2 separate regions of the Homo sapiens genome follow, and region 2 is linked to region 1. Evidence: read pairs that join two places in POLR2A ChIA-PET (ENCODE). Cell type or tissue: CD4-positive, alpha-beta T cell. All regions are shown on one strand. Each heading gives the region's core, and the rest is flanking DNA. Links, peaks and the distances in the headings are about the cores only.

What was found. Peaks named below come from ENCODE experiments on the same cell type or tissue, not always from the same donor. Only the 100,000 strongest peaks of a DNase experiment are listed, where the experiment ranks them.
Region 2: POLR2A ChIA-PET joins it to region 1 with 5 read pairs; 5 of 35 experiments call an interaction of 5 or more read pairs at or near these places.

Annotation. Positions count from the first base shown.
Region 1 is chr15:38,646,813-38,658,631 of GRCh38, forward strand. No RefSeq gene overlaps it. Among named protein-coding and RNA genes, the nearest start is that of LINC02694, 44 kb to the right of the region's middle. In CD4-positive, alpha-beta T cell, for the core only: a CTCF peak has its summit at 6,548; DNase peaks (open chromatin) are centred at 3,729, 4,629, 5,039 and 6,329; H3K4me3 peaks cover 2,890 bases; H3K27ac peaks cover 3,647 bases.
Region 2 is chr15:38,504,588-38,516,406 of GRCh38, forward strand. It overlaps RASGRP1 (RAS guanyl releasing protein 1), which reads right to left. Exons shown (of 17, transcript NM_005739.4): 6 at 11,610-11,763; 7 at 8,196-8,369; 8 at 7,017-7,133; 9 at 3,139-3,414; 10 at 1,253-1,333. LOC105370774 (a long non-coding RNA gene) reads left to right here. Exons shown (of 2, transcript XR_001751485.3): 1 at 1-1,729; 2 at 9,267-11,819. Among named protein-coding and RNA genes, the nearest start is that of RASGRP1, 54 kb to the right of the region's middle. In CD4-positive, alpha-beta T cell, for the core only: no CTCF peak of the experiment used is centred there; no DNase peak of the experiment used is centred there; H3K27ac peaks cover 907 bases.

The DNA.
Region 1 (11,819 bases), core at 2,309-10,308:
TTGTACCTCCTGACCCCCTGAGGCCATCTGGCTGGTTCTGTATGAGTGTGATTTGTGCCAACCCTGGGCCGGAGAAGCTGAGACCTTCCCACCCCCTTGGCTATTTCCTTGGCTGACCAGCAATGTAGAGCAGTGAGTGCTCTGTCAACCCAGGGCTCTGAGTGGGCATGATGGAGATGAAGAACAGATTGCCAGCCAACCCATGCTGCATGTTCAGTGTGAGTGTGAAATAATCCTTCTTGGTTTTAAGTCACTATGATGTGGGACTGTCTGTTACCACAACATTAGCAAGTCCATCCCGACTGATACGTATCCCCAGCATCTGGTATGATGCTGGCACCTATAGGTGCTTAATAAATGTTTGCTGAAAAAACTAAACTAGTCTGGGAGAATATTAAATAAAATAGTGTTTGTGAAAGTGTCAGGCATCTAGGGAGCACTCAGTAAATATTAATTGGATCCAAGGAAGGCATCTATATTATGTTTCTTTTTCTTTTTAGAGACAGGATCTTGCTCTGTTCCCCAGGCTGGAGTGCAGTGGCACTGATTAATCATAGCTCACTGTAATCACTAACTCCCAGGCTCAAGTGATCCTCCCACCTCAGCCTCCTGAGTAGCTAGGACTACAGGTGTGCACCACTGTTATGCCTAGGTAATTTTAAAATATTTTTGTAGAGACGGGGGTCTCACTATGTTTCCCAGGCTGGTCTTGAAATCCGGGCTTTAAGTGATGCTCTTGCTTTGGCCTCCCAAAGTTCTGGAATTACAGGTATGAGCCAACCTGCTCAGTCTTAGGTTTCTTTCTAAATGCATACTTCAATTGTGTGTGGGAACGCCTGTCTGGTGGAATGAAAATTAAATTACTAAATTAGATATCATTATCAAGAACAAGAGGAATATCATTTATAGCCAAAGATAAAAAGTGATTACAAAACACATTTCTCAAGCAGAATATTTAATATCTCAAATTAAACAAGCATCCAATAAAAAAGAGTCAGCATTTAAAATTCTGTGGTAGATCTCTTATACTCCAGGTAGGTTGTGTAATTTCTTTCAGAATTACTCATTTAGCTCTTCACTGCCCTCTCCAGGTTCCACAGGTTTTCCTGAGATGGGGAAAGACTCATTTGTTACCAGCAGTGGGGAGTTGCAAGGAGGAGGGATAATGGGTGCTAAAGCATAGGAAATATTTATTTTGAATAGTTTCCTTGGCTTCTGTAATTGTTGCTACTGCCTGCAATGGGCATGACAGCTGAAATAGGGCTTCTTAATAGCTAAACTCCAAGCAAACCTACTTAGTAAGTAAGCAGCCACTAATGTTTATTGAGTATGTAACAATGTCCTAAGAATTTATGAAGGGTGCAAAACATAAATAAAGTTCCTCCCGACAAGGAACTTGTAAAGTACCTGGATGAACTTTGCGTAAGAGGCAACTTGCAAATGTACAAGGGATGATCACTGGTCTGTGTTGGGCAAAGCCCAGGTTGCGTGTGTCGGCCTGTGTGAACACGTATTTCCTTTCTGTATAGAGAATGAATTGCCTCTTGTGTAACTGTGCTAAATGAAGTGCTTGTGTATGTTATCTGCTTTTCTCCTCTAGGAAGAAGAGCTGCCAGGTCCTGGGAGAACAAGAACAGTGCTTTCTCCAAATTTTAACAGGAGTACACGGTGGGAGTGAGAGCTAGTTTTCCTGTAGTAGAAGCTGAAGACAGAGTAAAAATAATTAACTCATGGGAAAAATAAATAAACAAACAATTGGACTCAGCCAGAGGAAAAAGATAGTTAAAACCAAAACATGTAACGCAACCTAGAACAGTCTGTGTAATCTAGCCTCTGCTGTCAACTTAATCTACCATCACGTGCCCCATTATTCACGGGGCTCCACCTTGTATTCCAGTTGTTCCTCTCTGGAACATTTTATGTCTTTTCTCTCTGAGGGACTCAGCTCTTGGTATTTGCCTTGCTCAGAAATCTCTTCCATAGATCTTCACAATGGCCGGCTTGTCTTAGGTCTTAGTTCAAATATCACCCGCTCAGAGAGACCTTGCCTGACTTCCACTATATACATGGAGGGTTTCCAGAACAAATGAAGGTATTGAACAAATGAGCTCCATAAAAATGGAAACAGGGTGCTCTGCTTGGTTTTTCAGAAAAATGGAAATAGCGGCCTCACACATAGAGTTGACATTCCTGAGATTATCCAGTAGATCTGGACTCTGGAGCTCTGAGTCTAAATGTACTGCTATCCAGACAGAGTCTGCAGAGGGACCTCTTGTCATTAACTACTGTGCACCTACAATTTGTTATCAATGAAATGTGTGTAGCTTTTATTTCATGGCCTTGGGAAGCATCCTTAAATCTTTTATCCTTTAGTTTCTTCATCTGAGGTTAACAATATATGTATTTTGAAAGGCTATAGAAACTGGGAAGAAACATTTGCAACTTATAGCACAAAGAGTTAATAACCATAATATGTAAAGAGCTTCAAAAAATATAGAAGAAAAAAGCCAACACATCTATGAAAAATGGGTTGGAAATATGAGCAGAGAGTTCACAGAAAAAGAAAGGAAAATGGATCCTGCATATATGAAAAGACTCTCAACCATACTTTCAGTGAATACACTTTCAAACTTCATTGAGATACAATATTCTCTCCTGTCAGGCTGACAAAAATCTAAAAGATTGACAGCATATTTTGTTGGTGAGGCTGTGGTGAAATAGATGCTTCCATACATTGCTAGTGGGAATGTAAAATGGCATAAGCCTCATGAATGGGAATTTGATATATCTAGTAAAATTACATATGCATTTTCCCTTTGATCCAGTAATCCAACTTCTAGGAATCTATCCAAAAATATGTTGTAAAACTACACAAATACTTTTATATGTGACTATACATTGCAGCATTGTTTATAATAGCAAAAGCTTGGAAATTGGTTGAATAAGGCAATGGAAGGTCCACTCAGTGGAATACTATGCAGCTATAAACAACAAGAAGACGACCTCTGTATTAGTCTGCTTTCATGCTGCTGATAAAGACAGATTTGAGACTGGGCAATTTATAAAAGAGGTATATAATGGACTTACAGTTCCACATGGCTGGGGAAGCCTCACAATCATGGTGGAAGGTGAAAGGCACATCTCACATGGCATCAGACAAGAGAAGAGAGCTTGTTCAGGGAAACTCCCCTTTTTAAAACCATCAGATCTTGTGAGACTCATTCGCTGTCACGAGAATAGCATGGGAAACACCCGTCCCCGTAATTCAATCACCTCCCACGACATGTGGAAATTATGGAAGTTTCAATTCCAGATGAGATTTGGGTGGGGACACAGCCAAACCATATCAACCTCTATACATTGCCATGAAGCGATGACCCCAATAACATGTTCAGTGAGGAGAATTCTTGGCCCTTGTGTATTTTTTTTTTCTTTAAGTAATCTGCATTGAACAAGTCTTAAATTTACAGTTAGAAAAATCAATAGTATATTTTGTTTTATTTTGAATTACCCAGAAGCTCATGAACTTTCTGACCAAAATCCTTTCCCAGAAAGTTTGTCAGTTGAGAACCTGTGAAGTCCAATTCATTTATATGTTAAGATTTGTGCTATGGGATGTTGACAGCCTGGTGAAATTGACCCAGCCTGGCATGATCCTGGAGTCTATTTGAAAGGTGCAGGTTCAGAAAGCAGAGTGCTTCACAGGCTGCCACATTCCTCTGAAGATAATCTGCAGGTTGTACCTGCTGCCACTAGGCTGTTAGGCTGCCTAGGGGATGGTTGCTGGCTGGATTAACCAGATTTGCCATTGGCAGGTGGGAGATTTGCACCCCCAGAATTAGGCTTGCTACTCCATTAAGCTTTTGACCACCTAATTTAAACCATATTATTATTTTCTAAATAGGCAACACATTTACATTTTAAAATGCAAAGAGTACAAAAAGATAGGCCATGAAATGTCTTTCTGACCTGGTTCCCCAGGCATGAAGTTTCCCTCCCAAAGGCAACTAATCTGATAGGAGAATGAGGAAAGGAAGAGGAAGAAAGTCAATAAGGCCAATATTGGGAAGGTTACACTTGAGGAGACCTGGGGCTCAAACCTTCTAGGGCACTGGGAGCCAGTGTAAAATTTATCCTGTCTTGTGGATTTTAGATAATCTGTGTGTATAGGGGAGATATTTTATACAGCAGCAGCAGGCTATCCACATTGTGCCATACCTCGCTTTTGTGTGACTTAATATCTCTTGGTAATTGTTCCATGTCAGTGCCCAAAAAGCTTCCTCATTCTTTTTTTTGCAACTGTTCAGTTATCTATTTATGGTTACATCATATTATATTTAACCCATTCTTTACTGGTGTCTGCTCCCATTTGTTGTTCCATTTTGAGCACCAGATTTTAAAACTCATTCCTATAGGACACACAAAGGATTTTATTTCCTAGGAAGAGCTCCATGGCTCCCTGACTTGCTCAACTGTTTTAAACCCCCACCCCACATGGAATAAGCACACTTCACCATTCTCTCACAACAACAATTAAGTCAACTTATCTTTGAATAAGTAGCTGGGGGTGGCGGGGACACACCCCTGAAGTGTGGGTTTAGGTTTGTTTGATTGGGGCGTGTGCTGGGGTGGGTGGAGCAGGATGAAGAATTCTTCATTAGTGTTTCTCATGTTTGAAGTCAGATCTTCTTTCCTAGCTGGGGCCAGAGTCTTCAAGCTTCTAACAGGAGTTTCTAGAGCCACTGAATCTTTCAGAGAACAGGTACAAAAGCTCTCAGCTGGTGTACGAGCAGAGGAAGCGCCTTTACAAGGGGCTGCTTGGAAATGGGGGCAAACTGCTAAATAAGCGTGCAAAAGCAGAAAAGGGCCCAGGGTATTTTTAAACCTCTTACAAATAGGAGCAAGCCCAAATTTAACACGGGCTGGCTTTTTAATGTGGCTTTCTTTTTCACCCACCTTCCCTTCAAAGAGATGCTTTTTTCTTCTTTCTGCTGAAATACAAGGGCTTAGGGAGCAACTACTCGGTTCCAACAAACAGGGCAAGTTAACACTTGTGAGAGCAACACCCAAGCAGCAAAGGAAGCCGTGTTAAAATAAAACCACACCCCCTTCCCCTCCAGGTGACAAAGATAACCAAACCCAGTCTGGCGTCTATGCTCCAGCAACATGCAGGCTGAAGTGAAGGGCAACTGGGCAGGAAAGAGAAGGCGGAACTCGAGGTCATCCATACTGCCCAATTCCCTTGCTCCCCTCTCTTCCTGCCTCTCCAATTCTCATCTTCACCCAGAGCTGGTCTGATGCAGAAAAGTGAGGGGAACTCACTGTACCCATTTCTCTTTCTAAAATATCTCCTCAGGCACCTTAAACCTTTGTTCTTTCTTCCTCCAAAACAGTTCTCAGGAATTTGATACTATAGGATCATCTATTCTAGAGGTAATTAATAAGCTTTAATGAACTGTTCCTTCTAGAAATATTCTTACCCTTAAGCCAAATGATTGTAAAGGTCACAGGGCATTTCAGGCATCAGCTATTTCATGAATGGGAAGTAGTGTGGGTAGAACCCTAGCATGCTCTGGACCTTAAAATCATATCCTATGATTGGTTACCTCACATATGCAAAACCACCGCAGTCTACACCTCTAAACACACTTAAAACACTCTTTCACTGGTAAATAACCTGCATTCCTATATTCCTTTGCAGAACAGCTTGAGTGAAACCTGTGTTTATATGCAATGGTCGAGGCCAGCGGTGTAGAACATACACGCTCACTGCATTCTGGGACAGCTCTGGTCTCCAAGCCCGGAGGTTTAAGCAGTGTGTGGCCAGGCCATTGAGCTGAGAGCATAAGCTTGGTGATACCTATCAACATAAAAATATTCATCCATTACTTTCACTTATTTATTTTATTCACAATTGTATTTGGCTTGAAGCTTGGTGCTGTCTATTTGGGTTTGAATCTCTATCCAGATTCAGAGCCTGATCTGTGTCAGCCTCTATTCTGGAAGCCCCCAGTTTGGGAAAGAGACCATGCAAGGTACACTCAGGTCCTGCCCTGCTGATTAGTTCATGCAAGAGAAGCCTCCCTGACTTCAATCCCTGGGACTAATTCACTTCAAGAGTTGGAATGAGAAGGCACTCAAACCATAAATATATGCAAAGCAGCAGCAAGCAGATTAGAAGAACCTAGCAGATTAAAAGTAAGTAAGCCTGCAGAACCTCTCGTGCAGCCTCCTCTGCCCTTGTCTGGAAGCCACCTTTCTGCAGCCTGGCTTTCCGTAGCTGTCAAAACCCCAAACTTAAAGCTATTGGCTCAGTGATTAGACTCTGGGTTTTGGGGTCAGGAAGTTAGCTTGGGGAGGTGGGGGGTAGTTTTTCTGCGGCTGTCGGAGCAACCGTAGAAGAATTGTTTGATCTTTGCAGGATTTGAAAATATCTTGCTGTACCATCAGTGGCCTTTGGTAGGCTCTAGGCCACGGTTGGGGGATGTTTTACTTGCCTTTTAAGAATATGACACTGGGTCAGCTACTTAACATTCAGAGGGGCAGCACCAAAGGCCAGATAAATATCTGATGCAAAGAAGGGTAATGAAAGGAGTCTAGGCCTTCATCACGCTAGCTCCTCCCCGGGCCTGGAAGATCCTGAGAGCTTCTTCTAGTGTTCAGGCTTTGAATCATCGAAGATCTTTTAAACTCTGATTGTGAAGAGCTCCAGGGGAAATCAATGAACAGACCCTACGGCGATGTCACTGAATCCCATGATTGTCCGGTAGAAATATTTTACGACCAGCCATTCTAACAGGGGAGACTGTGGCCAGGAGAAACATCTTCCCAGAGATCACCCAAGAAAAGCAATAGATTAAGCCAAGTGCATCCTTTTCCTAAAACCCAGTGGTGAGCTGATAGGCGCTCTTCCCAATGCATCATCCTTCTTATGGCCCCTACAATAAATACAGAGATCTTTAGTAATTTCCTTGTTAAATGAAAACATAATGGAGATGTCTCAGAGTAATGGGTCAGCATGTAAATGCAAATGATGTCCAACCAGGACACTTTGGTGGTTTAAAAAGACAGAGACACAGGGAAGCAAGAAACTAGGATACAACAATTCAAGAAGGAAGTTGGAGAAGGCCTGTCAGCAGGACCGAGAAAGCTGGCTTCAGAGAGAACAGTGGCACAGTAGGATTCCCTAGGGGAGAGCTCGTCAGGACTTAGGGAAACAGGGGAAACACTTCTTTCAACCTTTAATGAATTAGGGATTTCTAGGGCTAGAAAGGGAAAACTCAGCCTGGGCGCAGTGGTTCACACCTGTAATCCCAGCACTTTGGGAGGCCGAGGCAGGTGGATAACTTGAGGTCAGGAGTTCAAGACCAGCCTGGCCAACATGGTGAAAGCCTGTCTCTATTAAAAATACAAAAATTAGCTGGGCATGGCAGTGTGCGCCTGTAATCCCAGCTACTTGAGAGGCTGAGGCAGGAGAATCACTTGAACTCGGGAGGTGGAGGTTGCAATGAGCTGAGATCACGCCACTGCACTCCAGCCTGGGTGATAGAGGGAGACTCCATCTCCAGAAGAAAAAAAGAAAAAAGAGAAAACTCACTCCTCTAGAAACTAAAGGGAGTTGACAACATAGTTTTACATAGGACTGGAAAATAGAAAAGCAGGACTTGAATGAAGATTTACAACCCTGAGGACTAGGTTCTAGACCGGTATCATTCAATAGAAATATTAAGGCCAGGTGTGGTGGCTCATGCCTGTAATCTCAGCACTTTGGGAGGCTGAAGCGGGTGGATCACCTAAGGTCAGGAGTTCAAGACCAGCCTGGCCAACATGGTGAAGCCCTGTCTCTACTAAAAATACAAAAATTAGCCGGGCATGGTGGCGCATGCATGTAGTCCCAGCTACGCAGGAGGCTGAGGCAGGAGAATCGCTTGAACCCGAGAGGTGGAGGTTGCAGTGAGCCGAGATTATGCCATTGCACTGCAGCCTGGGCAACAAGAGCAAAACTCCATCTCAAAAAAAATTAAAACATTAAAAAATTAAAATTTAGAAATATTAATAGAATGGCAGGCACACATATGCAAGTTTACATTTTCTAGTAGCCACATTAAAAGGAGTAAGAAGAAACAGGTACAATTAATTTTATGAATATATTTCATTTAGCTCAATATAGCCAAAATATTACCATTTCAACATGTAATCAAGAATTATTAATAAAATCTTTTACATTGACTTTAACCTTAAACTAATTAAAATTAGGTAGAATTAAACATTTGGTTCCTCGGTTGTACTAGCTACATTTCAAGTACTTCATAGCACAGGTGGCTGGTGGCTACCATGTTGAACAGCACAGGTCTAGTACAAGGCCCTCAAATTACAGAATCTCAAATGATGGAACACTTCAAATTTGGATTTGGGTAACTGAGTTCTGAGAATATTTGTATTTTAACTGAACTTGAGAGTCTATTTTCTCTTGAAAGATTTAGTTGTGTGCACTTGAACAACCACGTGTGTGGGGCTGTGCTGTCCAAGGTGGAGGGGCTGTATCTTTCAGATTATAAGAATGTAGGAAAGGGTTAGAGCCCATAGTAGTCATCTTCATCAGTTGGATAGACTAAGTTTTGCCTCAGTTACAAACAACCTCCAAATGTTTGTAATTTTACCTTCAAAAAAGTTTATTTTTCTCTCAAGGTATATGTCCACCCTGTGCTGGAGAAAGAGGGACTTGGGGAGATGGGTAGACTCTCTGCTCTTTGTCCTCACTCCATGACCCAATCTATCAGAGCAGTCACTAGCTGATCTTTGTTGATCGCCAAGGGCAGAGGAGAAGAGTGCCCTCAGATGGTCCTACAATTCAATACTAGCCCCAGAGGTGATACCAGTCACTTCTCCTCATTGGCTACAACTAGTCTCATGGCCACATCCAATCCTAGAGTGACCAGGATGTGCAATCCTGCAATGTGCCCAAAAGGCAGGCAGAGAGATGGAAAACTTGGTGAACAGGACTACTGAGTATATCCCCACCTTTTTTACTTTGGTTGGCTGTTGTGAAGTTAACTTAAATTATATCCAGGGACCAGAATGGAGTGCCACATTGAGCTTCACTGAAGAATGCAGTCCACATCTGTTTTGCTCAGGAAATGCTGCCTAGGAATTGTACTTTTCTGGTGAAGGGAAGGTCCAGAAAGATAAAATTTCAGGTAGATGAGGTTCAAACAGGAGAAAGACATTGGGGAGCAGTACACTACAATATTTTATTTCTCACTCTGGCGAGAAATCAGAGATGTACCTTCTCAACTGGTCAGGGACAAGAGTAACAATTTATGCTCAAATACTGGGCATTGTAAAGAAGAGAAAGTAAACACAAAGGGATTGTGTTTAGGGTGTGAATTCACATCAAGCATTAAACAATGTAAAAATAACCAAGATTAAGTATGTTTTCAAAGACAGTGAGTGTGAAAACATTAATAAGGGGAAAGCATATTATTTAAAATGGAAAATATTACCTTATTTTTGAATCACAGAATCTTTTTTGTAGCGGGAAATCTTAACCTCATTTTATAGAATAGAAAATGAAGACAGGCTAGATGCATTGCCTGAGATTAGTGCATAGTAAGTAAATGGCCTTGTTGGCATTAAGCTCTAGACTCCTAATTCCCTGATTACTAGTTTTTCTTCCCTAATGAAACAATTTGCATGAGGGGGCTCCTCATTATTTCCTGCCTCTTTCTTCATTTCTAACCTTGTCTTCAAGTCTTGATAGATGAAGATAGATGTGAGTTTTACGAGATCAGGGACAACAAATCTCTCTCTCCCTTTAATTAACATTTCTTTTTGCAGATGAAAATAAAGGTAAGGACCTGTTACGGACTGAATTGTCTCTCCCCAAATCATATGTTGAAGCCCTAACTCCCAATGCTGCCGTATTAGAAGACAGGGCCTTTTAAAGAAGTAATTAAGGTTGGCCAGGCACAGTGGCTCACGTCTGTAATCCCAGCACTTTGTGAGGCTGAGGCGGACGGATCACCTGAGTTCAGGAGTTCGAGACCGGACTGGTCAACAGGGTAAAACCCCGTCTCTACTAAAAATACAAAAATTAGCCAGACATGACGCACGCCTGTAATCCCAGCTACTCAGGAGCCTGAGGCAGGAGAATTGCTTGAACCCAGGAAGCAGAGGTTGCAGTGAGTCAAGATCACGCCATTGCACTCCAGCCTGGGCAACAAGAGCAAAACTCCATCTAAAAAAAAAGAAAAAGTAATTAGGGTTAAATGAGGTCATAAGAATGGGGCCCTACTCCGATAGGACTGGGATCCTTATAAGAAATGGATGAGACACCAGAGAGCCTTCCCTCTCTGCTGTTCCCATGGAGGAAAGGTCATGGGAGGATACAGCAAGAAGCGGGCCATCTGCAAGCCAGGGAGACAGCCCTCACTAGAAACCAACTCTGACAGCACCTTGGTTTTGGGCTTCCCAGCTTCCAGAAATGAGAAAAAATAAAGTTCTGTTGTTTAAGCCACCTGGTCTGTGGCATTTTGTAATGGAGGCCCAAGGCGACTAATACATGACCTATGCCATTATTCTTTCATCTAGTTTTATAAAATGTCTTGCTAGGACATGATTAGCTACCTGAATTCCACAAGGCTAATATTTGTGGTTGGCACAGTATTGGGTGCTGAAGGGGACATGAAATGTAAGACACTGCCTTCAAGAATTGTAGCAATGAAGATATAGACATCACCGCAGTAAAAATCACTGTGGTCTAGAAATAATTCCTGGGCCCAGGAAAAGTGAATTCTGACCGGGAAGTTGAGAAGCTTCCATAGAGGAGGCAGCAGTGGTTGGGTAGGACCTCGTCCTTCAGCTCCCCCGTGCCACGTTATCTCTTCAACTTGATTTATTTGTATGTCTCACACACACACACACACACACGCACCATTTCTCAGTGAAACCAACATGAGCATATTTATTAAAGAAAAACTAACATTGAGCACCAACTATGTGTAAAGTACTTACATGTATTATTTCATAGAAACCTACAACACCCCAATTTTGTATTTTTAGGCCTATTTTGCAGATGAGGAAGCAGGCTGCAGGTAACTTGCCTAAGAGGCTAAACTTAGTGACTGAGCTGGGATTTGAACCCAGACCTGTTTGACTCCAAACATCAGGATATTACTCCTGTAAAATAACAGATGTTGTTGCCGAGTGTCTCACAGAAATCTTTCTTGTAGATCAGGTAATTGGTGGACTTGGCATTTCATTTTACCTGTAGATTTATTATTTTAAACTTAGATGTTCTTCTTTTTCTTTATCAGGGATCATTGTGTGTTTTCCCCACTGATGTAGTCAGGATATCTTTATCAGTGCCTGGCACATGGTAGATATTCAATAAATATTTGTTAAATAATAATAGCTTTACCTCATGAAAAACGTATAAAAAGTAGCTTTAGGGACAATAAACAGACACTTGTCCAACAGATCCCTTTACATGGTTGTAATGCAAAGGGAGAGGATGTCAGAGGATGGAGACTGGTGAAGGGGTGGTTCAGGCTGATGAAATGTTTTGAACTTGTGGAATGTGAGGAGTCAGGGAGATGTGAGGAGCTATCCAGCTGGCACCTGGAAAAGACAGCCTTGATATAAAGATATGTCTGTGGGGCTCATCTCAGAGGCGATAGCTGAGGCTAGGGACAGACAAAATTGAGGGTGAGACCAGGAGATGATGAAAGCCTAGGAGACTTCCGGTTTTTAGGAGGCAAGTATGTCCCAAAGTGAACTATTACACCTTTATTCCTCCCAGTGCCAGCCCCAGAGTAGTC
Region 2 (11,819 bases), core at 2,180-10,179, 140 kb before region 1:
GTCACCTTCTGGAGGACTTGCCTGAGGCTGTTTTACAGTTAATTTTTCTAAGTAGAAGGAATGCACTCTAAAATAATGATAAAAAGTATTGTATAGTAAGTGCATAAACCGGTAATACTTACTATCAAGTATTATGTACTGTACGTAAGTGTATAACCTAGACTTTTTACAGCTCAGTAGGTTTGTTTACACCAGTATAATCACAGACATAGTGAGTAATGTGTTGTGCTACAATGTTACAATTGTTCTGTCACTAGGCAGTAGTAATTTTTCTGCTCCATTATAATCTTAAGGGACCACTGTGGTATATGAGGTCTATCACTGACCAAAATGTCATTATGTGGTGCATGACTGTATTTGAAACTCAGCCCAAATTAAAATCTCTCTGAAAAAACAGAATGTACCCTTTCCATTGAAATGCCTCTAACCTGAAAATGGAATCTACCAAATATTTTCAGTGGAATCTTTCATTACAATAGAAAGCTAGAACTTGATCTTTCTGTGTGGAGGAGTGCAATTTAGCCACCCCAATAGATGAGCTGGATTTCTTAAGTGTGGGCAACTCTCTTCCCTTGAGTATCACTTGTTTTGGGGTTTGGAAACGTCCCAGGAGACTGAAGTGATTTTACTTGCCTGTGGGAGGGTAGGGCAGATAACCTGTGAAGTTCCTACTGCAGGCAGTGCCAGGACTGTGTACTATTTTGAGGACTTCTCAGCATAGGAGGTCAAAAGACTCAGCAGACTGTTCTTTTCACCCAGAACATTACAGGAAAATGGGGCTTTTCTATCTACCAACCTGGAAATCTTCAGAAATTTAGCTTCTGATTAGTACGCATATTACTCTCATTATCATCAATGAATCATAGAAAAGAAATTTATGTGGGGACTCTTCTTAATGCGGGGGGGATGTCACTCTGGTGCACAATAGTATCTTCCTTCTCTACTTTGTAAACCACTGACTGATTCCACCACACCTGGCATTCTGATGATATAGTTATTTACTGTTCACTAGTTATTCACTGGTCACACATTAGGCTTATCCCTTCAACTATATCACAGCTTTTTAATGGACAGGAACTATTCCTCAGACATATGTTGAAAAGCTTTCTCTGTTCCTAGCATAAGGTTGAGCACTAAGAAAAACAGTACATGTATTAAACTGAACTGAAAGTCTGTTCCTGAGGATGAATGAACTCGAGGAGAAGCTTGTAAAGCACCTGTTACATGTGGAGTCTTAATATGAAAAACTCACTGGAGCTCTGTGGTTCCTTGGTTCCCGGGCATAGGAAAGCTCATAGATTTCATCCTCAGTGTAGTAAAGATCCAGGGATAACTGCAGATCAAAGCAGAACAGGGTTCATTGCTAAGATGCTGTTTGCCTCTCCCACAGCTGATGGTTCTTTCTTGGATTTTCCTTGCCAGTAGTTTACTCTTTTAGGTTCTAAACAGTTTGTTTTTAAAAGTCACAAAACAGGTATAACACCTACTATTGCAATAGGGCAAGCATTAATTCTCATTGAAATGTTTTTAATTTTGGACATAGGATGCCCTCTTTTTAACTATGATTTAAATCTAAGCCTCTATATAGAGCTTAGGCCAAAGGCCTTGTCTGGACAGATGACTAATACATCACTTGTTCTCTCTCAAAGCAGACAGATGATCTGAAAGGATGGTGTGTATAGTCTGAGACTATTAAATTTGAGTCCAGCAATAAAATCCAGTTTAAATGGTAAGACATATTAATTGCTATTAAGAGTTAATGAGTCTGGGTGCATGGTGGCTCATGCCTGTATTCCCAGCATTTTGGGAGGCCAGGGCAGGTTGATTGCTTGAGCTCAGGAGTTTGAGACCAGCCTGGGCAACATAGCAAAACCCTGTCTCTACAAAAAATACAAAAGTTAACCGGGCGTGGTGGCGTGTGCCCGTGGTCCCAGCTACTCAGGAGGCTGAGGTGGGAGGATGGCTTGGACCTGGAAGATAGAGGTTGCAGTGAGCTGAGATTGCACTACTGCACTCCAGTCTAGGTCATAGAGCCAGACCTTGTCTCCAAAAAAAAAAAAAAAAAAAAAAATAGTGAGTTTCATGTATCTTAGAACTATAAAATTTTAGGAGAGAAGTCCTTAGGAATAATATTATTCTTAACCTTGAGTCTATGGATAGGCTTCAAGGATTTCAGAACTTGAAATTACATGCATATTTAAAAATAAATGGCTTATGTACATTTTTCTGGGAAGAAGGTTCACAGCTTTCATCACAAGATTTATAATCCAAAGAATGTTAAGATTCACTCCATGTTTTTACAAATGATGTCTGAGACACAGACCTGCCAAGGTCACCTGGCTAATAAGTGAAAGGGCTAGGATCACACACCAGCTGATGTGAAGCCCAGGGTTCTATCAAAATGCTGCTGTGAGGCAGAAAGAGGTTATGATCATTATTCTACTCTCCAAAAACAGCAGGTTAAAAACTGTGTAACTTTAGAACTGGAAGAGAAGTTCGAAGTCATCCCAGAGACTAATTCGTTTGAGGAGAGGAATCTTGGACGGTTATATGTCCATAGTCACACAGCTGGTAAACTACGGAATTGCAGGTCTGGAAGGGAGTTCATCATCTGATCTCACCCCATATGCAAAATGCAAATCCTGGTCTCCCACACCATTGACAAGTGTTCATCTTCACTTGAATATCTCCAAGAGCAAAGATCTAAGCCAGGAACCAAATAATAACCCTGGGTGTTTTTTGTTTGTTTTTTAAATTACTGCCTGCCCTTTTTATGAGAGCACATTCATTCTCTCCATCTGTTACCAAGACTTGTATCCTGATTTGCCATCAGCTCCTCCCAGAGAGCTTAGGACTGCTTTTGTAGAGGTAGTGAAACAGTCCTAGAAGTCTGAAGGGCACAGTCTCTAGAGTCCCACCACCTGGGTCTGAATCAAGGCTCTGCTACTTAATAATGTGTGGTCTCCTGGCAAGGTATATCTTTGTGCTTTAGTATCCCTAGCTATATGTTGGAGATAGTAATAGGATCTGCTTCATAGAGCCTTTATGAGGACTAACAGCTAATATTTGGTAAGGGGTATAGAATGGCACCTGGCACACAGAAAGTGCTTAGTAATTGTCCTCCAGTGTGAGCCTCACCGTCAGCAAGTGTACCAAGTCCTTGTTAGCCTCCAAGGGTGGGGCCACCTCTTGCAGCTGGACCAATTCACTGATATGATTGTATAGGGCCAGTAGCTTATGGACGTTCACTTTCCCGTCCTCCAGATAGTCAGGCATGGCTTCATACAGGGAGATGAGGTCCTTGAGATGCACACCCAGAATGGGGATCTTGAAGTCGGTGCACTCTCCATAGGCTCGCCGGTAATTGTCGTAGTTTCTGGAGGAGGACAGCAGCTCAGTCATCTCACCGAGAACCTACAAAGCAGAACAGACCAATCACAGGTACCCGCTAGGCAGTGTGCATTGTCTGTAATGAGGACCTTGCATGTTTGCATCCTGTGCCATGATCTCACCCCATCCAGAATTTGTTGAGCAGGGGGTAATTCATGTAAAAGGTACAGATTATGACTCCCCAGTTAAAACCTCAGCTATGTCAAATATCACAGAATATATTTATAAACACAAGATATGCTTGAATCTGTTATATAACTTAAACATTATAAATCGGGGTTTTATCATTTTTATGTTAAAATTTCCTTCTTTTCAAAAACAAGGACCTGATACAAAAATTAAAAAGGTACAAGAATATATAGTGAACACTATCCCTCTAACTCCTGTCCCCAAGCCATGTGATTCCCTTCCTTGGTGTCTTCTGAATGCTTCCAGAGACACTGCATTGATTAACAGTTGAAATGTGATGTCAGGAAATGCTGACTATGTTGCTGGCATGGGGAAGAGCATGTATTTTAAGAGTGGAGCTTCAGTAGTCTATTGTGTGTTATTCTCTATGAGGTGCTTGATGGGCCTTTCAAGATTCTCAGAATGGGCCTATGACTAGAAAGCAAGTGACATTCCATTCACAGACTAAAACCTTGAACTAAAAAGACTGAATAGACTAGATCAATTCTGAGCAAAGGACAGGAGAGAGGACATTAGAGGTTACACCCTGCTTCAAACCTGGAAGTGGGAACGGCTGCTCACCAGCACAGAAAGGGAGCAGCCAGATCTAGTTTTCTTTTCAATCACTTGTCATTCAAGTCAGCAAGCAGTTCACAGAATCCATTCCCCATGAGTGATAACCAGCTTTCTCAGAAGCAAAGACATGAAGTGACTGTCTGCCAATCATGTTATCATACAACATAAGGAGTCCTCTCTTATCCTTAGGGGGATACAGTCCAAGACGCCTAATTGATGCCTGAAACTGTGCATAGTAACAAACCCGATTGCTGTCAAGTGGAACACATTTCTGTTCATGTTTCCCACCCACAAATGTAATGCCATTCCCATCATGCACTGTGGCCATAACTTTTTGCAGTATGAAGTACAAAAGAGAAACTAGAATGAACTTCTTTTCTTTTTCACAATTTCATAGATGAAATTCCTTCTTACTTAGATCTTAGCAACCTCAGCATATGATTTTTTTCCTTCCTTATTAAGTAAAGAACTTAGAGGAAACACTTTAGGGCTGCTCTTTGGCATATCCAAATTGCCAACATCATTACTCTTGCACTGTGAGGCCATTATTAAACAAAGTGAGAGTTACTTGAACACAAGCACTGCAATACCATGACAGTCAATCTGATGACCAAGACGGCTACTTAGTGACTGATATGAAGGAGTCCCAGAAAGAATGGAATGGGATGGCTTAAGATTTCATCATGCTACTCAGCACAGCATGCATTTTAAAACTTATGAATTGGCCAGGCGTGGTGGTTCATGCCTGTAATCCCAGCACTTTGGGAGACCGAGGTGGACGGATCACCTGAGGTCCAAAGTTCAAGACCAGCCTGGCTAACATGGTGAAACCCCGTCTCTACTAAAAATACAAAATTAACCCGGCGTGGTGGCACACGCCTGTAGTCCCAGCTACTTGGGAGCCTGAGGCAGGAGGATTACTTGAACCTGGGAGGCGGAGATTCCAGTGAGCTGAGACTGAGCCACTGCACTCCAGCCTGGGTGACAGAGTGAGACTGTCTCAATCAATAAATAAATAATAAAATTTATGAATTATTTCTGGGATTTTCCATTAAATTTTTTTTGGACTGCAGTTGACCTCAGATAACTGAAACTACAGGAGACAAAACCTCAGATAAGGGGGACTACTGTAACCCTTTTAGACACTGTGCCCAAACTTAATAAAATTGTGGCCTACGAAGTACCATTTCTCCACAATGAAGAACTTGGAGTTCTTGGAGTCAGACCCCTTCAAATCACTGGGAGATGGCAAGAGAGCTTCTTCTTCATAAACCTCTACCAATGGTGCAGGTGAGCCCTAGGCATGGAAGGGGCTCACAAGACAAGAGTGTAACAGCAAAAATGATAAAGATATTTTTATTCCCCTCCGAAGGTGAAATCAACAACTTGGGGACTTTTGCTTCAACCCTGGACTTACTAATTCACTATGCAGACCACCCTGAGGGTCAAGTAGCTACCGACAGGAAGCACTGCTGTGGGGGGACCCCAAGCTGAAGAGGAGCAAGCTCTCTCTTATAAGCTAAATGACATGAAGGCTTCTTAATCTCTGTGACTATTTCTCTCTGTCACCTCTGAGATGTGGGCAATCTTTTCAACTGTTCCACCTGGTTTCAGCAGAACCGTTAAGGAATGAAGAGGTGACTAAAGATGATGCCCTTTTGATCAGACCACTGGGAAGTGGGGGGCCTCCCCAGAGGCCCAGCATTGTGATAACAGAGATAATAAAAGACTCCCCAAAAGGGAGCTGAACACCTGGGAAAAACAGATGGGGTAATGAGCTTAGGTATCTCTCCCTAAAAAGAGAGTTCCTCTCCATGCTAGTTTGGAAGGATTGGGGCTTGAGTATAGTAAGGTCCTCTTACATGAAAGTGCTCAAAGAGCAGTCATTATCTAACCCATGCCATACATTTATATCCTCGGTATATTACAGTGGTTTATATTTATAACAACAGCTCCAGCTGGACTCAGTGGCTCATGCCTGTAATTCCAATACTTTAGGAGGCCGAGATGGGAGGATCGCTTGAGGCCAAGAGTTGGAGACCAGTCTGGACAACATAGGGAGACCCTTATCTCTACAAAAATTTTAAAAAATAGCTGGGCATAATGGTGTGCACCCATGGTCCTAGCTACTTGGTAGGCTGAGGTGGGAGGATTGCTTGAGCCCAGGAGTTTGAGACTGCAGTGAGCTATGATCGTGCCAGCCTGTGCTCCAGCCTTGATGACAGAGGAAGACCCTGTTTCTATAAAAAAGAGAAACAAGCAAAACAGCCCTATGTCATAAAAGATAAAAGTATATTCTGTAAAATCTAATAATGTAGGAAAATGTACAGGACATTTAAGAAAAATATTCATTAATAAAACATTATGTATTACAAAATGGTATCTGAAGAACTCATATCCAATTATCTGGTAAAATTCAACTATCCGGAATGTCATTCTTCAAGGGTTCTGGATAGCTAAGTTTTTAATATATCACTATATAACTACACTCAATGTGCAAACTGACCTATGGTCAACCGAACCACAATTCCTTTTGAGAACACATTTTAGAGCAAGGAGCTGGAGCGAGGGAATCAGTGTCAAAGATGGTAACTGAATATTCCATGGCCTATGAACATGGGAAGAGGCACACATTGTTTCAACTGGTCCAGCAGGAATGTTTGCAGTGACACTGTCTGAGGCCAGACAAAATCACAGTTACTCTAAAAAATGTGACTTCTCCATCCTATGGATTTCCTTAAGGTTTGCCTCCCTGCCACTTAGCCTGGTTGACAAGGGATGGTGTGGTTGGAAATGCTCTCTGGGCTGCCCACCAAGGAGAAAATGTTGGCACACATCTTGAGAATGCTGCTAAGGGCCCCAGAGAAGACAGTAGCACTGACCTTATTGATTTCATGTGGGACATGCGAACTTGTCTCCTTGAGCCTCGAGATTGAGCTGTGACACAGCCCACCTATCACAGCCATCAGTGTATTGAAGTTCTGTAGTTGGTGGAGCTTCTGTGACACAGAAGACAGATGACAGCAGAGTCACTGTACATGTCAGTTATATGGGGAGCTTAGAGGCTGCCTCTTGTCTCTGTGCCGTGAGTCTCCCTTACGCTGGTTAAAGACTAGTTACGAGGCATTGCAATTTCCTGTCCATGTCTCCCCTTCTGCTTTATTCAGACTGGTGGATTCCACATCTGGGAGGCATTACATCTCTCTCCTTTTGTTGTTGCTGATCTGTGGACCACCTTCTAGATCAGTGCTTTCTTAGAATCACCTCAAGTATTTGTTTAACACAATGGTTTCTGGACCTAACCCAGACATTCTGATTGCCTGGATCTGGGGTTAGGCTTGGAGATCTGTACTTTTAATATACCTTTAGTTAATATCAGAGCAGGTGATCCAAAGTCAGAGCTGTTGACTTTGAGAAACACTGGTCTAGACCATCCAGAGTTGGAGAAAGATATTATTAAGTGTAATCTTTTATTTATTCCAAATTTACCAGACTTTTATTTTTGAGGGTAAGGACTTTGTCTTATTTTCCCATGCAATGCCAGTGCCTATATAGGACAGTAACTGGGACAGAGAAGCTAGAATCTCTGGGGAACTTCAAATATGGGTTCATAGTACTTGTTTTCCTCTTATAAAATGCCCCTCAAACATTAAATGCAGCCATTCAGCACTGCATGGGCTTAAAGACCTAAGACAATCCAGGATGGTCCAGCTCCAGTAAATCTTAGAATTGCCCTTTCCTTTGCCATGTGGGCCAGACTCGGGAAAATAATGTAGGCTGGTAAGCATCTTTTGAAAAATGTTAAAGGTCTAAACAGATCTAAAACTGGATCCTGACCCCTGATATGGCCTGTATGGCCCCCTCCCCTCCACACTGTCCTTGTATGGAAGAAGAGACAAGTCACCATATCTAGATCTGGTTGAAGGCACACAAACCTCTCCACCCCCTCGCCATGGTTCAGGAGGGAAAAAACAGCTCTAATTAATAGACTAAGCTGGAGGAAAAGGGGATAGAAAGTTTACCTTATAGCCCAAGCCAAATGTCTTAAACCAGTTATTCACCTGAGCCACCTGGATGAACTTGATGAAGACTTCTGCTCGGAGCTGCGGCGTGGGGCGGCTGAGAACCATCAGTTGTACCCACTGGGAGATGCCGTTGCACAGAGCAATAGATCGCTCCATGGTGGGGTTTTCCTTCACACAGCTATTTACAAGGTAATTCTGATAATCAGAGAACTGCAGGAAAAGAAACAACAACAACAAAAAAAACCTATCAGTACTGTACTCTGGTATTCCAGAAGATTTAAGGGACAAGTCCAGTCTGCTCAGTTGATGGCTGGGAACTGCCATGGAACAGAGGAGCTCCTGGTGCTCTTCTGCATCTTGGCCACTTGCCAACAAGCATGATGGGAGGGAAATCTTCCTTATTCTACCCACAGCATGATTTCTCTACATCGAAAGTTATTAGGAATAAGTGGATGTGTAGACACATTAGTTAATCCAAATGCTGTATTTCAGTAGATATTGTTACTGACTATTCTAAATTCTAAAGAATACAGTACAGAATAAAGATCAGTATTGCTGCTAAGGTTAAGGGAATAAAAGGTAATTCCCCTGACAAAAACAAATCTCTCTCTCCCCAGCTGTTTTCTTACCTTAAAAATGTGATCATAAAATCTGCCCTATCTAGGACATAGAATTGTTATGAAGATCAAAGAAGATAATGTGTGAAAGCTTTAACTTTTTAAAGTGTTACATATATGTAAGGTTGCGCTAATGGAGTAGTTATGAACCTTATGCTAATACAAGCCTGTTTGTATTTCCTTCTACTCACCAACTGGAGCAGAGGCAAATGGAGTACTTAAAATTTGGTTAGCTATATGTTTGCTGATCATGGTTTCCCAAGTTGACAATAGCATTGACTACAGTTGGCAATGAAACAACATGTGTAAAACTGGAAATGTCCCTGAAGATCTAGTCTAAGTGATGTTTGTAGCTATTGTGTCCCTGTCACAAAGAATCCCTCTGCTCAAATCACAGTCTGTTTCTCTTCAACTTTCCTATGGAAGTCTTTGGTGCTTTTCCCCAATTATTTCCAACTCTTCCCTTCTCAACTCTTCCCTTTGAAAGAAGGTGTGACCATATGACATGGTTCAGCCAGCAGAATGTTGAGTGGAAGCGATGTAACTTTGGAGGCAAAGATGTAAGAGCCAGTGAGTGGTCTGCCATGTTGCCTTCCTACTGCTGCAGAGATCTTGGAAATTCCTGGCAAGATGAAGCCTCCATCATCTGGGTTCCTGGGGAACTCTGATCAGCCTCTGCTGACCCATGTTAGACATGCAGTGTGAGTGAAAAATAAACTTTTGCTTAATTAAGCCACTGAGATTGTACAGGAGGTGGGTGGGTGGGGGGTTATTACTACAGTACACCTTAGTTCTGCCTAAGTAGTAAATATATAGATGAGAAGTCACAACCCAAATAAAATAGCTGCAAATTAACTGAGCCCCATTTTACTGTGCTATATGGCTGCTGATGGGTGGAAAACCTATGAGTAGGACCAAAATCGCTCCTTAAGAGAGATATATAAAGCAAACATCTTACTGGTTCTAAAAGAAAGTAGCCACAACTCATTGCATATATTTTGAATATATTCATTCAATTAATATATTCCAGTGAATACATTTAATACCCCCCTCCCACTATAAATATAACTTTAAATCCACTTGTTTTTTTAAAACAATTATCCCAGTAACATCCTCACTACCCCTAAAGTTTTGTAATAAACAGAAGATATCAAATGCCTTTCAATTCACAGCACAGATAAATTTCCCTCCAACCTCATGTTGGAGAGAAAACTTGTGTTTGGTAAAACTGTTTAGCACTGTACAGGAAAAACAAAAAAACCCTGAGATAGTCTTCTATGAAGGGACCAAGCCACTCAAAAGAAATGAAGGTTGAAACTGATGTTTTCACTTGCAAATAGAACACTGTTCAACCCCTGGGGACACTGGCTGGGATTCCTCGTTCTGCACTGATTTTTCACTTCTGCCTCCACTGATGTGAGCATTGGCATCAAGCAGACATCCTGCAGGCCTGACCAAGCAGCCTGCCAGTTTGACCCCTGCAGAGCTCAGATTTCCTGTGTGATAAATGGCTTTTTTCAGTGGCTCAGCTCTGACTGCTGTCCTTCCCTGTGACGGGGAGGCACTGCCAAATGGGAACTCCTGAGGCAGAGCTTTTCAATTTGGGTCTGGGGTACTGAGGGGTGCAGAGAATGGAGAGTTAATGCTTGGAGAAGTTATTTCCAAATGGAAGCTGGGAGCTTCCTGGCTGAGTGACCAAACAGCTGCGTGAAAACAGAAGGGCTGTCAATATTATGAATGAAAATGTAAAATAACCTTTGTAACCTGATTTGCAGGTCTCCTTCCAGACACAACTGAGCTCAACAAATTGGTGCTGAGTGACTGAGAGAGGCATGTAGTCCTAGCCCCAGCTTTGACTGTAATCAGCTGTGTCGACCTTGTTCAAGTCAGCCCTCTGGGCCTCCATCCCCTCACCAGGAGAATACTGGTCATTTTAATAAATGGACCCAGCAACTAGGTGGTCACTATTTTTAGCACGGAGGTGAAGACTGTATCTGTTGGTAGGGGTAGGGGCTAAGTGGAATAAGGGTTTCATTTCTCAGGAAAGCACATTAGCCAGTGAGGGTCTGTTGGCATCTGACATGTTGACAAGTTCTCTTGCATAGAACTAATATTCTTTGGGATCACATATGGATTGCAGTGAGGAAAGGATGAACCTGTACTCTTTCTGTACCTGATGATCAACTGAAATCTCTCTCCCTTTGACTCTGCTTAGTTGCCCCAGTTGAAAGGTTTTGGGTCAGCACAGCTTATCTCTAGAATCACAGTGACTTCTGGGCCAGGACCACTTCAAGGATTTAGGTATGTTCTGGGCTAGGGCAGTAGAATCTATTTTGGGATTTCCCAGAGCCATTCAAAGCTTACCCCAGAATGAATTCAAACTCTGAGAGGACATATCCTCTCCCCGCCCCCGCACCCCCCCCCCTTTTTTTTTTTGAGGAAGATTTTAAAAAGAGTTGTTGAAGCCTAATGATTATCAGGGGTATGAGGATTATCAGGGGTATGAGGGTAGAATGAGAGAGACAGAGAGAGAGAGAGAGAGAGAGAGTGTGTGTGTGTGTGTGTGATGTGTGCCCACAGTATGGTAACTTGAGTGAGTGGTGGGATGGTATGGGGCGGGGGCATGGAAGAAGAGAGATGGGAGAAGCACAGGAGTCACAATCAAAGGAATTCAGATGGTACTGATTTTTTCAGACTCTATGATGTCTGGCAGGAAAGCCTGCCACGACTTGAGGGGGCCTCTAAGGTTATGAAGCGGATGGGCTGTTGAATTATCATCTTATTTTCAGAAATATCCCAGGGAAGATTTTTCTCCTGCCCCTTGCATACATACCGATATCCTCCGGAAAGACTTGAACTCAAGGTAGGTGAGGTGCTCGGATAGCTCTTCTGGTTCCAGATGGTCAAAGAGCAGGGAGACTTTCCGTTTCTTGCTGGTATTTGATTTTATCCTTTGAGTAAGTTTCCTGGACCAGTCACGGGCATTGCTTTTGTGGGTAAATGTGAAAGGGAGAAGACAGGGAAAAGGAATAAATCGCTTTTT